Regions from separate parts of the Mus musculus genome. Here region 2 is linked to region 1. A link is a loop called in an ENCODE intact Hi-C map of the cell type or tissue named here. Cell type or tissue: heart. All regions are shown on one strand.

Region 1 (8,000 bases):
GGGCAGTCAGGAAAAGTTAACTCTGCATGACTGCTCAGCAGACTGTGCATGTATAAAAGGGAAAGGATGGGAATCCTGGCCAGGATGGAAGCAGCCCCCACCCCACCCCACCCAGCCCCGCCCAGCTCCACCCCACCCCACACTGTAAGATGAGAGAAGTATAAAAGAAGGGAAATGAAGGTTTCCTTTAGTAGAGGGAAGAAAGTCAAAAGGGTTTTCTCTGGAAAAGAAGAGAGGATGAGATTCATGAGAGTGAGCAGGAGGCCGTGTGTGTGTGTGTGTGTGTGTGTGTGTGTGTGTGTGTGTGTGTGTGTGCGTGCACACGTGTGTATCAATCCAGAATGATAACCTGGAGTATTGATTGTTGCCATCAGGCAGCATCAGGCAGTGAGACTGTTGGATTCTCTGACTGGATGACTATGTCCCTGTTCAGATGTTGCAGCACAATCCCCAGTGTTGTTCAATGTTCCCAGGTGGAGCCTTTAGAGAATAATGAGGCAGAGACTTCAGGAAATGGACTAATATCCTCAAAAACAGAGTTCTCTTGTACATCTCCCCGTGTGAGGATGTAGAAAGATGTTCCTATCAATTAATCAGGAAGGGAACTTTCATCAGACATCAAGTTAGCCTTGACCTTCAACATCTGGAGGCCCTGAGACTCCATCTCCATCATCTAAGCCACCCAGTCAATGGACCTTTCTTATGCAGGAGCCAAATAGACAGTGAGATGGGTGGTAAGCGTGGAGTCAAGTTAGGGCCATCACATACCCATCTGTGAGTTAGACAGAACCCAAGCTGTCCTGATAGATAGAGAAACACAATGGCAACCACAGTGATCGCTGCCTTTAATAAGAAGTAAGCAGGCATTAAGGGGATGGCTCACCTGCCATGAATGCATGAGAAACTGAATCTGAAGCCCCAGAGCCCATGTAAAGCCAGACTTGGTGGCACACATCTGTAATCCCAGATTGAAGGAGATTGAAAGTAGAGACAGGAGAACCCCAGAACTCCCAGCTTAGGTCAGGGAGTCTGGTTATACATGGTGAGCAACAAAGAGAGACCCTGTCTCAAACAATGTGGAAGGCAAGGATTAGCCTGAGGTTATCCTCTGACTCACCACATGCCATGCTGTGACACACTTGTGCCAACACTTACACACAAGCATGCAGATCACACACACACACACATAAGTGTGCAGTTATACGTGTGTGTGTGTGTGTGTGTGTGTGTGTGTGTGTGTGTGTGTACATTTGAAGGCCAGAGGACCTCAGGTGTTGTTTCTCGGGTGCCAGCCATCTTTCTTTTGATAGGTCGCTCACTGGTTGGCAGCAAGCCTCAAGCATCAGCCTGCCTCTCCCGTCCCAGCACCGGGATCATGGGGGAGCATCTATGATTCTGGTGCTGGGAAGGGAGAGGCAGGCTAGCCCTTGGGTTGAGTTGGGTTGGCTTGGGTTGGCTTGGGTTGGGTTTGGGTTTTGTCTGTTGTCTCATGGGTTCTGGGGATGGAACTCAGGTCTGGGCCAGCCTGGCAAGAGCTTCTTGAATTGAGCTTGTTCCCCGGCCCTGACTGTATGAAAGAAAACATGGTTTATCAAAATCAGTCCTCGGAGTTTTGTCTTGGGGTTTTTGGTTTTGCTTTGTTTATTTATATTTGTGGTGTGCACGTGTGTCGGGGTGCATGCGGTGCACGTGTGTCGGGGTGCATGCGGTGCACGTGTGTCGGGGTGCATGTGGTGCATGTGCATGTGGGTAAGAAAATATCTTACTGGAGTCAGTTCTCTCCCTCCACCATGTGGCTGTCTGGAATCAGACAGGTTGTCAGGTTTGGTAGCAAGCATATTTAAGCACAGCAAGCTATCTTGCTAGCCCTTGGTTTGGTTTGGGTTGGTTTGGGCTGGGTTGGTTTGGGCTGGGTTGGGTTGGGTTGAGGTTGGGTTGGGTTGGGTTGGGTTGGGTTGGGTTGGGTTTAGGTTGAGTTGGGTTGGGTTGGGTTGGATTGGGTTGGGTTTAGGTTGGGTTGGGTTGGGCTGGGCTGGGTTGGGTTGGGTTTAGGTTGGGTTAGGTTTAGGTTAGGTTTGGGTTGGGTTTAGGTTGGGTTGGGCTGGGTTGGGCTGGGTTGGGCTGGGTTTGGGTTTGGGTTTTGTTTTTTAACAGGTTCTCGCTACGTAGCTCTGATTGGGCTTGAGCTCCCCATGTACATGAGGCTAACTATGAACTCGGAGACCCACCTTTGCCTCTTAAGTACTTTGAGAGAAGGTGTGCGGTGTGCACCGAAAGGCTCACGCTAGGAGAGTCTTTAAAATGCACACACACACACACACACACACACACACACACACACATCCAGAGTCTGATCTCATGGTTTATTTTCCATACACATTTAAGCACAGTAAAGCCTTGGGGAAAGTCTCCATGTGACAATTCTCACCATAAAGCTTCAGGGACGGCTGCACCTAAACTCCCTTCCAAACTAGCCAAGCACCTGTGACTCTTATATTAAGAATGAGTTGTATTGACTGATAAATAGTGCTCACGGCACAGGCCAAGGAAGAAAGACCCTACAAATCCACTTGTAGGAAGTGAAGGGACCTCAGAGTGGGCACGGAACACACCCAGACACCAAGTTCTCGGCACAAAGGAGATTCTATTACGAAGGCATAAGGAAGTGGCCAAATTCGGGGCTAGACCTTGGTGGCTAGCTTTAGGAATGTAATCTAATAGTTTGACGAGAGAGGGGGAAGGGGAGAGGGCAAAACCTGCCAGTTCCACGTTTGCCATGCTGGGGCCTGTAAGAGCCCTTTAATAAGCACTCAGATAGATTCTATTGATGGGGAATGCAAAATACACGGGACCTCTCTCATAAGGATGGGGTCTATTCACTGGGAGGCAAAGCTCAGGACTGAGGCCTAGACAATGCTCAGGATTTTGGCAGATTCAGGTGAAGGCTGAGTCCATAGAATAGCAGAAGATCACCAGGGTTAGACAGCATCCACTCTAGCCTTCCGGGTGAACGGGTATCGGTTATCATTTCCTTCCCTTGAAGGAAATAGGCCCGTATGTTAAACAAGTCTGCTTCCTCCGGTGATCTCTCTAAACTGTGCCTCCTACTCGACACAGTCCTCCAAAGTATGACATAATCCAACCCAGTTTCATCAGTGTCTCTTGATCCTTCCACAATTCTCTGGTGTTCTTTCGCCCTTCTCCCTCTCCTGTGCCCTCCTGCCAAGTCCTTCCGGCCTTACCTACACTCCCCTGCATAACTTGTTAGCTGCATTCTTAAGGTCTTCCATGTCTTTAGGTATAGTTCGAACATCTGATGTCATCTTTGTGCGCCCCCACCCGGTCCCCCCAGAGTTCTGCTTTGTAAATAACCACGCTGCTGCTTCACCTATTTGGACACTTACGTTCCGGCAGACTGCCCTTTGTCGTCATGCGCTGACCTCGAGTAACTCTGTGCAGCCTTTTCACTTCTTGCCTGGATTTAGTCTCGTCCTCCCTCAGACAAGCCGACTGGGCTTTGCAGTCATCGAGCCTCAGCATTTACCGCCTCCCTTCTGTTGCCTTGTTCCTGGTTGGTTTGTCTGACGCTTTCCCTCTTTCTGTTTTGTTTCTTGCGGTGTAGTTCAGTGAGCATCGCAGTCCTTGGGAAAGCATTTTATATGGGTTATCCCCATACAAAGCAAAGGCTCTGGGCAGTCAAATTTAGCCCCGCCCCCACCCTACACCCCCAAATCAAAATTAGCAGCAATAAAAGTACTACCAGGGCCAGGCGATGGTGGCGCACTCATTTAATCCAGCAGAGGCAGGCGGATCTCTGAGTTCGAGGTCAGCCTGGTTTACAGAGCAAGTTCCGGACCAGCTAGGGCTACACAGAGAAACCCTGTCTCACAAAACAAAACAAACAAAAGCACTATTTGGGTAGCAAGATGGCTCAGCAGTAAAAGCATACCCACACACAACAACAGCAGCAGCAGCAACAACAATAATAATAACAATAACAACAATAATTACTTTTACAGGCACGCCAGGATTGAGGCACTCCACTGTCGAGGCTGGTGACAAAAACCGTGCCCGAATTGTTGCAAGCATGCTGTAGGTCCTACTTTTCTAATGGCTGCAGCAGGGAGACCATCCCTCTCTTTATACTTTTGGGGCTCTAAGTTGTGACATCTGCTTTGTCAAAGGGTTGTGCCACCCCGAAGTTTGGAATGCGTGATGCAAAAGTGAGTCAAGTTCCAAACCGTGACTCATGTTGCTAGAGCGCCCTCTTGTGGCAGCGGAAGGGACCTCGCCGTCTTGCTCACCTGAAAGGCCCTCATGGAGGCTCCTTTGCTTGGGCCTATTTGATGAGCCTTTTTATGGGAGTCAGCTTTCTATTATTGTACCAAGTACCTGAGATAATCAAGTTATAAAGAAAACAGTTGATTTTCGCTCACTGCTTTGAGGGTTTCTGTTCGTTGGCCTCCCTGCTGGGGTAAATGAAAAGGCAAAGTGTTCAGAAAGCAAAAGAAAAAGGGAACGGGCTGGTATACAGTGTCCCCTTTAACGGGCATGTTTTCAATGACCCGAATGCTTTCCGTAGTCCCCATTCCTCAAAGTTCCAGCACCTTCCAAGTGGGAGGCTGGGGACCTTCCAGGGCCAAGCTAAGGACCAAGCATGTAACACATGTACCCGAGGACACTTTAGATTAAATACCACTTTGGAGCCCTCACAGATGGCTCTTATGTCATTCAGATAAATTATTTTTATGCTTAAGAGTACCAGAGTTTATAAACTTTTTTGTATTTGTTTATTGTTAAATGTATAGTTTTATTATTTATAACAACCAAAACCACTCGGTAAGTGCCCTGGGACTCTTATGCACCATAGAAATGTAAAGCCTTCTCTAACCAGTGTTAAATTGCTTAATTCTTGTGTAACACGGGTGTCTTGGTTAGTTTTATGTCAGATTGGCATGAGCTAGAGTCATTTTAGAAGAGAGACTCTCAACTGAGATTAGGCAAGTTGATTAATGATTGATGTGGCAGTATATACACATATATGGATTACTGAAGAGCATATTAAGATCTTCTTTCCACAGGAGAATGAACTAAAACCTCATAATAGTAATATTATATAACGATATTCAATTAAAAATAAAATTTAAATCCAAAGATGGCTCAAAATTTACCTATTTGCAAAACATATATATTCAATATATTATGTAATGTATTATATAACATATTATGTAATATTTATTATGTAATATATAGATATATACGTACATATCTATATTACATAAATACACTCTCATTGTCATCATTAGTTTCTAAAAGGACCAGGAAGCTGGATACATTGGCATATACCTATACTCCTGACACTCTAGAGAGGCTAAGGCAGGAGGATTGCCACAAGTAGAAGATCAGCCTGGTCTACAGTGAAAGACTCTGTCTTAAAGCACAAACAAAACAACAAGAACAACAAAAAGAACAAACAAATAGACACCTCCCCTCCCCCCTCCCCCCTCCCCCATTTCCCCATCCCACCCTCCCAAAACACAAGCCCAGTAGGTCAGAATTAGAGTTAGGACTTTGCTGCCACCTAGGGGACACATCTAGTAGTGACCCAATGTAAAATCCCGCATTCCCCATGGCTAGAGGCTTTTAATTAAATGAAGCAGAATTCCTTGGAGTTTTGAACAAGAACGTTTATATTTTTTTCTGATAGAAACGAATAGCTTTACAGGCCACAGGCACATTTTCAGAAGTGATTACATACTGACTCTCCCTGAGACATCATGAATCTGAGAGCATTGAAGAGCACACTAGTGTTTAGTCCCCAGGGCAGAACCTCTGTCAATATGGGATTAACTATAATGTCAGAGAACAAACACAATGTAAATTTTTATTTTATAAACTTTATTGCTTAAAAAAAATAGGGCCAGGTAGGTAGATCTCTATGAGTTCCAGACTAACCAAGGCTACATAATAAAAATCCATCTCAAAACAACAAAACAAAACAAACAAAAAACCCACTACACTATAAAGAAAATAAAACTTGCAAATAAATAAAAATATCACAGATGCCAATTCTATACAGCTTTTAATGACTGTATACATAGCTTCTATCTAGCTAGGATTGGCGTTCGGAGTGGAGCTGTGTCCATCACCTGAGTTCAGTCCTCCCCATCCCTGTACACGCGCCTTTCTTGTTCTCTTTCTTCATGTTATACTGTACCCACATGGACATTTGTTTGCATATGTCATATTGTAACATATGTAACAATACATATAGGCTAGATTCAATTATGAAAAGCTACATGAGGTTTATGTCTTTCTAAAATTCTGAGATCTCACTTTACACTGTACCCATGTTCCTACAAACTTTTTAACTTCATTTTTCTTTACAACTAAGTAATATTCCATTATAGATTATATATATTCATTATTCATTCATCTTTTGATAGACAACTCGGCTAATTCCTATTTTTTGCTACAGTGAATAAAGCATCAATAGACACGGGAAAGGGGGGTGGTACAGACATCTCCATGGTAGGGTGTGGAGCTGCCATGTGGTAGTTTGCTTTGCTTCAGTTCATTTTGTTTTGTCTTTTGAAACAGGACCTTTCTATGTAGCCCTGGCTGTCCTAGAACTTACAGAGATCCCCCTGCCTCTGCCGTCTAAGAATTGGGATTAAAGGCATGATACCCAGATGGTGGTTGTATTTGTAATGTTGTGAGACTCTTCAAACCAGTTTTCACAATGAATTCATATAGAACCACACAAGATCATGAATTAGCCAAAGAAATCCTAGGAGGTAAGAGAGACACATGACTTCAAACTATACTGTAGAGCTATAAGGATAAAAACAACATGATGCTGGCCTGAAAATGGACAGGAAAACCAATGGAATAGAATAGAGGTCCTGGAGATAAAACAGCAGAGCCACACCCACTTAACACTGACAAAAGAGGCAAAAACATACTCTGGAAAATTCACAATTAATTTGTACCCCACAACAGTGCATAAGGGCTCCTGTCTCTCCATATCCTTTCCAACATTTGTTGTCAGATTTATTGACAATGGCCATTCTGTCTGGGATAAGGTGGTATCTCAAATAAATTTTAGTTTGCAATTCTCTGATGGCTGAGATATTGGACACTTTTTAAAACAGTTATTAGCCATTTGTATTTTTTAAAAGATGTCTACTTAGTTTACTTGTCTGTTGGTTGGCTGGTTCATCCCCTTGGTATTAAATTTCTACAGCTCTTGGTAAGTTCTGACATAGCCCCTGTCTGAGTGTAGCTGGCACAAATTTTCCCCCGTTCTCTGGGCTACCTGATAACTATGCTGACCGTGGTCCTGTAACGGTTCGGCGCACAGAATCCTTTTATTTTCCACATCTATCAGTTGATACTGCACTCAGCTCCCATCTTGGTGTTCTATTTTTAAATTTCTTGTCTTCCCCAATATGTTGGCAGGATATCCCGGTCTTTTCTTTTAAGATTTCAGTGTTTCGGGTTTTAAATTGAAGTCTTTGATCCATTTTGAAATATTTTTTCTACAAGCTGAAAGACATAAATCTAACTTAATTCTCCTGCAGGCAGAATCCAGTTTGGGCAATACAGTGTGTCGAATAGGCTATCTTTTTTCCAGAGTATGTTTTTGCCTCTTTTGTCAGTGTTAAGTGGGTGTGGCTCTGCTGTTTTATCTCCAGGACCTCTATTCTATTCCACTGGTTTTCCTGTCCATTTTCAGGCCAGCATCATGTTGTTTTTATCCTTATAGCTCTACAGTATAGTTTGAAGTCATGTGTCTCTCTTACCTCCTAGGATTTCTTGGCTAATTCATGGTCTTGTGTGGTTCCATTTGAATTCATGTTTTTCCTAAACCTGTGAAATAGGACATGAGAATTGTGGTAGGTATTAATTTAATTCTGTAAATTAATTTTGGTAGAATAGACACTCTATTCTATTCTATTCCACAATATTAACTCTGCAAGAACATGAAATACTTTCCC
Region 2 (8,000 bases), 590 kb before region 1:
CTGGAAGCACACAGCCAGTGCTCTTAACCACTGAGCCATCTCTCTAGCCCCAAGTACAGAACTTTTAAGTCAAATGGTGGTGGCTCATTCCTTTAGGAGGCAGAGGCAGGTGGGACTCTCTGTGTTTGAAGCCAGTCTGGTTTACACAGAGAGCTACAGGGCAACCAGAGTTTCATAATGAAGCCCTGTCTCAAAACAAGAAAAACAAAAAACAGGAACCCTGAAGCCATTAAATAACTCCCCATTCCCTTTCCTTTAACCTCTAGTAACCTGTCTTTTGTTTGTTTATATATTTATTTATTTATTTTTGGTTTTTCGAGATAGGGTTTCTCTGTATAGCCCTGGCTGTCCTGGAACTCACTCTGTAGACCAGGCCACTGGGGATGGGCATTGAAGTTTCAAAAGCCTGGACCAGTCTCGTCTCTGTCTGCTGCTGCTTTTGAACCAGATGTGAACTCTGAGCTACTGCTCCAGTGCCACCTCTGCCTGCCTGCCACCATGCTCCCTGCTGTGAAGGTCATAGACTTGAACCTTCTGCAACTGTAAGCTCCCAATGAACTAGTATAAATTGTCCTGGTCATTGTGTCTTACCACACCAATAGAAAAGTAACTAAGACAATAAGTCTGTTGGGTATTTTCTTTCTTCTCGATTGATGTGAGAGGGCCCAGCCCATTGTGGGGAGTGCAGCCCTTGACAGATGGTCCTGGGTTGTATAAAAATAAAAAGCAACCCAAGAGAGTCATTCATCCATGGTCTCTGCTTCAGTTCCTAATTCCAGGTTCCTGCCTTGAATTCCTTCTCTGACTTCCCTCAATGATGGACTGTAAGCTGTAAGATGAAATAAACATTTTTCACCCCAAGTTTCTTTTGATCATGGTGTTTATCACAGCAAGAGAAAGCAGCCTAAGACATAAACCTGACTTTAAAAAATGGACTGTCTTTTAAAAACAATTTATTTTTAATTGTGTCTGTGGGTATGTGCATGCATGAGTGTAGGTGCCCAAGAAGTTGAGGAGACATCAGATCCTCAAGTTACAGTCAGTTGTGAGCTGCCCGAAGTATGTGTTGGGAACCCAGCTTTACAACAGCAGTACCGTACCAACTCTTTAGCCCCAAAAGGATTCCCAAACAGAAGCCATCCAAAAGTTCAGCAACCGAATGAAAAGGTAGCATTACTACAGGACAGAGAAATGCGAAACCGAAGGAAGTGATGTCATGGCACAGCCTCAGAAAAGCTAAGTGAAAAGACCAGCGGTGTGACTTCTGTGAGGTATGGAGCAACTGCAGACCTCATCCAGTGCTGGCAGAGCATAAAACCGGCCGGCCAGCTTAAAACCTTCATAGTTCCTTAAAAAGAATGATGCTCGCTAGGCATGGTGGCACATGCCTGTAGTCCTAGCATCTGTGACAGGTAGAGGCAGGAGGATTGTTGAATAAGACAACACTGACTACATAAGACTTGGTCACAACACAGTCTTAACCTGTGAACCAGAAATTCCACTTTGAATGTTTGGAGAGAAACTGATCTACCAAAAGACTTGGGTAAAAATGTAAAAGTGAATACAAGCTTTATCACATTTGTACAAATTAGAAACAAAAGTAGTTAAGAGAATAAATGTAAGGGGACTAGGGGCTAGCCTGCCACACACACATGAAGCCCTGAGTTAGGATTCCTAGCACCCATATAAAAGTGGACACTGGGGTCACAAGTCTGTAGCCCCACCCACTGTGGAGCTGCTAGGGAAAGTCATCTCCTTGAGTTCAGTGACCCTCCAGTGTAGGCAGAGTGTGAGCTCCCGTTTCAGTGAGGAACCCTCCCTCAGGATGAAGGTGGAGAACCATGAAGACACCCATCATTGAACTCTGACATACACTTGCAACACACACACACACACACACACAAAATAAACGGTGATATATTCTTATGTAAATTTTCTCCCCCACTGCTGTGCCAGTCAGGACAGAAACTGATTCAGAAGCCATGAAGGAAGAACACTGCTTACAGGCTTGCTCAGCCTGCTCTCATAGAGTGAGTCCAGGACCACCTGCCCAGGGGTGATGGTGATCAATAATGAATCAAGGAAATGACCTACAGACTTACCCACTAATTTGATGGAGGCATTTTTTTTTCAGTTAAGGTTCCCTCTCTGATGACCCTTGTTTGTGTTGCATTAACAAAAGCCAATCCGCATAGATCATATTGACATCAATAAATTATATATGTACATATATGTATATATGTGTGTATATATAATATCAATTATTTCCAAAATGTTGAACAGTATTAGATTTAACAATGTACATGCTATTTTTGAAATGACATTCAAAGATAGGCTAAAGTAGTGTGGTAGATCACACCTGTGATTCTAGCACTTGGGAGGTTGAGGCTGGAGAATAGGTACAGGTTTGAAGCCAGCCTTAGCTACTTAGTGAGTCTAGGACTAGACTAGGCTAAAGAATGAAGCCCTGACTCAAACAAGCCCGGCAGCCAAGTAAAGGTGCCTGTCACCAGACAGCTTGTTTGGTGCAAGAAGAGAACTCATGGTGTAGACTGTCTTCTGCTCCCCATGCACCCGCATACTTCGCTCTCCTCCTGAATAAAGATTTTTAAAACTGTAATGTGTATCAGGAGGTGGAGGCAGGCAGATCACAGTGAGCTAAGATAAACCTGAGCCTTATTCGTGAGTTCCAGGCCAGCCAGGGCTACACGGTTAGACCTTGTCTCTAAATACACAAAACAGGCGAAAGTAAGTCACAGTGAGAAAAAGCCAAAACAAAACAGTGGTCACTTCTGCTTGCTTTTTGGAGATAGTCTAGATGTGGCTAGGATATGCCACATCTGAATTGGTGCATGCAAATCTGTACATTTAAGATACGGGCACAAAGGAAACACCAAAACAAATTATGCATCTAGGAAGTTTCAATTATTGAGAACTTTGTGTTAAAACTTAATGAGGATTTATGAATTAATCAAGCTGTATTTGGGAAAACCCATATTTTCATCATTAAAGATAATAAATGGACTCTATATTGTAATAAAATCAACAAAAACAGAACTAAGTTGAAAAATGAAAAATGCACCAAAAACGAGTAAAAGAAAACGTTTCTTTAAAAGTGTGAGAACAACTGAAAGGGTTTGGAGACTATCTGGGATACCGCAGTGGATGGTTCTTGGGATTTTTGTCTTTAAACGTCAATACGGTATTCTGCAAAAGCTTATGAATGGAATGTAATCCTGGATCCATTTACTTAAAATTGAAAACAAAATCTAGGGCTGGGAATGTGGCTCAGTGCAAGAGTGCTTTCTCAAAGCTGTGGGTCCTATTCTCAGTTCTGCAAAACCACCAAAAAACCTGTTGACCATTGATCAAACTGACTCCAGCTGTCATTTATGCTTCCAGTAGCAGATATCCGACAATTTACATACTACGTTAGCTCACATTAGGTACATGATGGCCTCTGCCAAGTTGGTAGTGTTACCACCTTGGAAACCACGAAGTCACCCAAGCGTGCCAGCTCTGATGTGGCCGTGAATTTATGAACTGAGGCCTGACCCAGGTCCCCAGTTAGAAATGTGTGGTTGGAGTCAGTGGAGGCTGGAAGCTCCTTCGCTGATCAAACGGGCACCGCTACCTGCAAGCGCAGGTGCAGGCGCGGTCTCGTTAGACCCTCAGCGCTCGGCCGGCCCCACGGCCAGGGTCTCTTAGTTGGGTCCCTAGCTCGCGTGTTCCGGAGCGCCGCGCACCACCCCCGGGGCCTTCAGGTTGTCGGAGGCGGGGACGCGCATCGGCCGGCGGGAGCGCGCAGAGCCGAGAGGCCTGCGAGCCCGGCTGAGGGAGACATGCGGCGGACTCGCAGTGCCGTGGCCACCGGCCCGCGGGAGCAGCGGCGCTCGGGGGCCACCGGGGGCTTGAGCGGCGGCGAAAGCCGCGCGCAGCGCTCCCGGAGCAGGACTAGGGCCGGGGCCGGGGGCGGGGGCGGGGCGGTCGGTCCGCAGCCGTCGGCAAAGCCGCGGCCCAAGCCACCGCCGCGGGCCCAGGAGGCGGCCGCCGAGGAGCCACCGCCGGCGGTCACCCCCGCCGCCTCGGTGTCGGCGCTCGACCTGGGGGAGCAGCGGGAGCGCTGGGAGACGTTCCAGAAGCGGCAACGGCTCAGCTTCGAGGGCGCCGCCAAGCTGCTGCTGGACACCTTGTGAGTGTGTCGGGGGCGGCGGGCCGGCACACGCGAGGTGCGCACGGGCGGCGGGACCCGAGGGCTGAGTGCTGAGCCGTTGGCGGGCTGCTCCGGACGGTGTCGGGCTGAGTGCGCGGAAGGGCCCCTCAGGGTGAAAAAACAGACATCCCCCGGCTTGCCAGCTACCAAGACCGTTTTACCCGTTTTTGCACGTGCTTTCGGGGAGTGGGCGGGAGGAAAGGTCGAAGTGGAGAATTTAGTGACCCGAGGAGCGAAGGCCGGTTGTTCTAATCAGTTCCCCGGAGGGAGGGTGCAGGGTGCGGTTATTGATCTCGGAGGGAAAGGCGCGCAAAGCGTTGTCCAGGACGGGCGCTTGCAGGGGGAATGGGGAGTTAAGGTGTTATGTTCTCATCCCCGGTCCGGGCTGGCAGCTCCCCCAGTCTGTGCTTCTGAAGTGCTTCCAGCTTCTTTGGTGGCCTAAGGAGCAGATCTGAGGTCCGTTATTGGGGAAAAGAGCTGATGACTACTCTGGCCAGATGCCTGCTCTTTGGCAAATGTAATGTGAACCCCTTCCTCCTTTACCCATTGTGCTCCGAGAAAAACCCAGTACCCTTGTCTTATAGCCCTCACTCGCAGATGAATTAAAAAGAACAATAAAAGACAAAGAAAACTAACGTTAACCCAACAATTGTTTAACAACCTGAACTACTTTTCATAACAACAAGATGCTCTTTTGTCTTTGTCCCAGAATTAGTTCTCTTGGTTTTGGTGGATCCTCTAAGAACTGGAGTATTTAGTTAGCTTTCTATCTGTTTCGTTTATTCAATTTTATCCCCTTGGGCTATAAATTGAATGCTTTAAAACATTAAAACAAAAATCAGTTAAAACTTAAAAAAAATGAAATATAACACGGAGTACCTGTTGTGTACTAGCTACTGGGAGATCTAAATGATACTATATAAAACTCAGTAGAGCTGGGCACAGTAGCACATGCCGACAATCCTAGCATTCAGGAGGCCGAGGCGGAGGAGTACAGTGATTTCAAGTGCAGCCTGGGCTACAGAGATAGATCCTTTCTCCGAAGAGAAAGAGAAAGAGAGAAAGGAAAACAGAAGCAAGCCAGCGAGAAGGAGGTCCACGTGTGTAAGCCCAGCACTTGGAAGGTGGAGGCAGGAAGATCTACAAGTTCAAGGTCATCCTTGACCACATAGTTAATTTGAGGCCAGCTTGAGCTGCACTGACACCCTGTCTCAAAAGGAAACAAAAAAGCCCCCCACACACACACACAAAGCAAAAATTTTTAGGTAATATTTTCCCCTAAAACAAAATGGTAATGATCTTTAAAAAAGATACTAAAAATATTGGCAGGAAAAGAGGCATTTCACTCACCAGAATAGCGTGCTGTATGCTTGCTTACATCCACTCTATGGTCTTTTAAGCTAACTTTTATACAAAGAAAACGTATGTTAAATACACTAACATTTGGTTCCAATATCGCAAAAAATTGGAGGAATGGATAGCAAATACGGGCTCTCTAAGTGGGATGATCACAGGGGTGGAGGGTTCTCAATGTGTTATTAAACTGTTTGGCTTTTTTTTTTTTTTTTTTTTTTTTTTTTTTACAATAAACATTGTATATAGAAGAAGAAAATGAGATGTTAACTTGTTAGAGAAACCTGGGCGAGCTTTCAGTTTTGCCTCTAGTCAGATGGCAAATTGAAGCGGCTATTTGCTGTTTTTCCCTGTGGTGGTTAATCAGAAGTCACAGCGAAACATTGTCTCGTTTATTTCTGGCCAGAATATTTAGTCTTTTGGGGAAGGGGCTTCAGGATGTCCACTGAATCTTACTGTTGAGTTATGGGGCTGGCTCCAACTGTATACAGTTGTGTGAAAAGCCATGGATTTGGGAAGCGTGAGGAGAGTGAGTGGAGTTAGAGGAGCCTTTGTTGCCCCGCAGAAGGCAACTTGGCGACCTGTCTTACTTTTTCATAGCCACTTGTTACCATCTTTATTACAATCAAAACTGAATATTATTTGGCCTGTTTGCCTAGTGGCTGCTTAAGGCTGGTAAAGTTTTTATCTTGGTCCTAAGCTTGTAATTGAAAGAAAGAAAGAAAGAAAGAAAGAAAGAAAGAAAGAAAGAAAACTAATTAGTTGACATATAAATAAAAATGTTGGGAGTGGGAGCAAATGTGCCAGACTTCTCTCATAGCCTCATATTTACTGAATTCTGGGTATATTTTATTTTGCAGTCATAAAATTCAAGACAGTTCCCAGTGAAAATACTGAACCTCTTTTATGAGATGCACCTGGTTGTCATATATATATATATATATATATATATATATGACATATATATATGTCATATATATATATATATATGAATGAGCCTGGCTTTATTTTAAGAACAAAAAGTCAGCGTGAAGGAGCCAGGCCATAAAACCCCTGCTTGTCTCTTAGAAATTTTTATGCTCTAGTTTTTATTTCATTTAGTGAGTACCAGGGCCTGGTGAAGCACACAGGAGGCTGCCACTGTGGAGCAGTTCGTTTTGAAGTTTGGGCTTCAGCAGACTTACACATCTTTGACTGCAAGTGAGTATTTTATCTTCTCAAATTGGCTTAGAAGAGTTGAAGAGCAAAATAGGCCATGTTTCAGACCAATGTGGGGAGTCGGGGTCTGGATGAGACAGTGTTGGCCATGAGCTGATAACTGTTACATCAGGTACCGAGGACACAAGGGTTCATTGTTCTCTTCTTTGCCATGTGTACAACTAGAAATTTTCAGTGATAACTAAAAAAAAAAAAAAAAAGTGTTATATGTAATTCTTTTACTGTGTGCGTAGATCAGAGGACAACTTGTGGGATGGAGTCACTAGGCTGGTGGTAGGTACTTTTACCTGCCAAGTCTTCTCACTGGATATTTTTTTTTTAGAGTGGGAGAAGGCTAAACATTCTGAGTTATTCAGAGTAACACCCTCAGTTTGTGTGTTCGGGAGCCCGTGTGTGTGTGTACCACAGAGTTGTACAGCAGCGCAGTTCAGGAGACAGAAAGCAGGGATTCCAGGGCTGTGGCTTATAGGCTCGTGCCTCCTACTGATCCCACTGACTTAGGGGTGATTAGCAGAGGTGGATCAGGCTGCCAGTAATTCCCGGTTGGGTTACTGGGAATCCCACCTTGAGTGGAATCTTCTTAGGAGTCTGTCAGTGAAACTACATGGAAGTAATCGGGTGGAGTGTATTTGCACCTGGAAGCTTTTTGTGTGCTGGATCTCTCTCTGTCCTTGGCATGAGGCCCATGGTACCACCACCAACAGTGGAAGGCTTGCTTCTTGGATTATTTATTTGCTTTATGTATGAGTACACTGTAGCTGTCTTCACACACACCAGGAGATGGCATCATATCCCATTACAGATGGTTGTGAGCCACCATGTGGTTGCTGGGAATTGAACTCAGGACCTCTGGAAGAGCAGTCAGTGCTCTTAACTGCTGAGCCATCTCTCCCTCGAAGGCCTGCTTCTTAGCGTCTTCCCTGGCATTATAATAGAAGAGGAACAGGCTTTACCTTCTGGACTGGCTATGGGCATGTACTTATTCAAGAGGGTCCAGTTCTTTTCCCTGTAATTGTACCTAAATCTTATATGGATAATAAATACCATAATTATTATTTATTATGTAAATCATAAATACCCCTCAAGTGTAGAACTGGCTAGGCCACTAATGAAGTCCAGATTTTGAAAGAAGCATTATGGCATAATTTCTTGGAGAATTCTATACTAAGTCAGAATAAAGTGTAAATTAGGGCTGAAGGTAGAGCCTTTGGTTAAT

What was found. Hi-C counts contacts between places; a loop is a spot of excess contacts. Peaks named below come from ENCODE experiments on the same cell type or tissue, not always from the same donor. Only the 100,000 strongest peaks of a DNase experiment are listed, where the experiment ranks them.
Region 2: it touches region 1 in a loop (2.6-fold over the local background); 1 of 42 quality-filtered maps calls a loop at or near these places.

What each region holds. Positions count from the first base shown.
Region 1 is chr11:61,947,087-61,955,086 of GRCm38, reverse strand. It overlaps Gm12273 (a long non-coding RNA gene), which reads right to left and starts at 4,170. Exons shown (of 3, transcript XR_388712.3): 1 at 4,012-4,170; 2 at 3,405-3,641; 3 at 2,353-3,036. In heart, CTCF peaks have their summits at 4,286 (motif pointing left), 5,403 and 5,605 (motif pointing left); a DNase peak (open chromatin) is centred at 4,236.
Region 2 is chr11:62,535,048-62,543,047 of GRCm38, reverse strand. Cenpv (centromere protein V) reads left to right here and starts at 3,787. Exons shown (of 5, transcript NM_028448.1): 1 at 3,787-4,192; 2 at 6,668-6,766. The coding sequence starts at 3,843. In heart, a CTCF peak has its summit at 4,169; DNase peaks (open chromatin) are centred at 3,817 and 4,317; H3K4me3 peaks cover 1,739 bases; H3K27ac peaks cover 1,393 bases; H3K27me3 peaks cover 1,991 bases.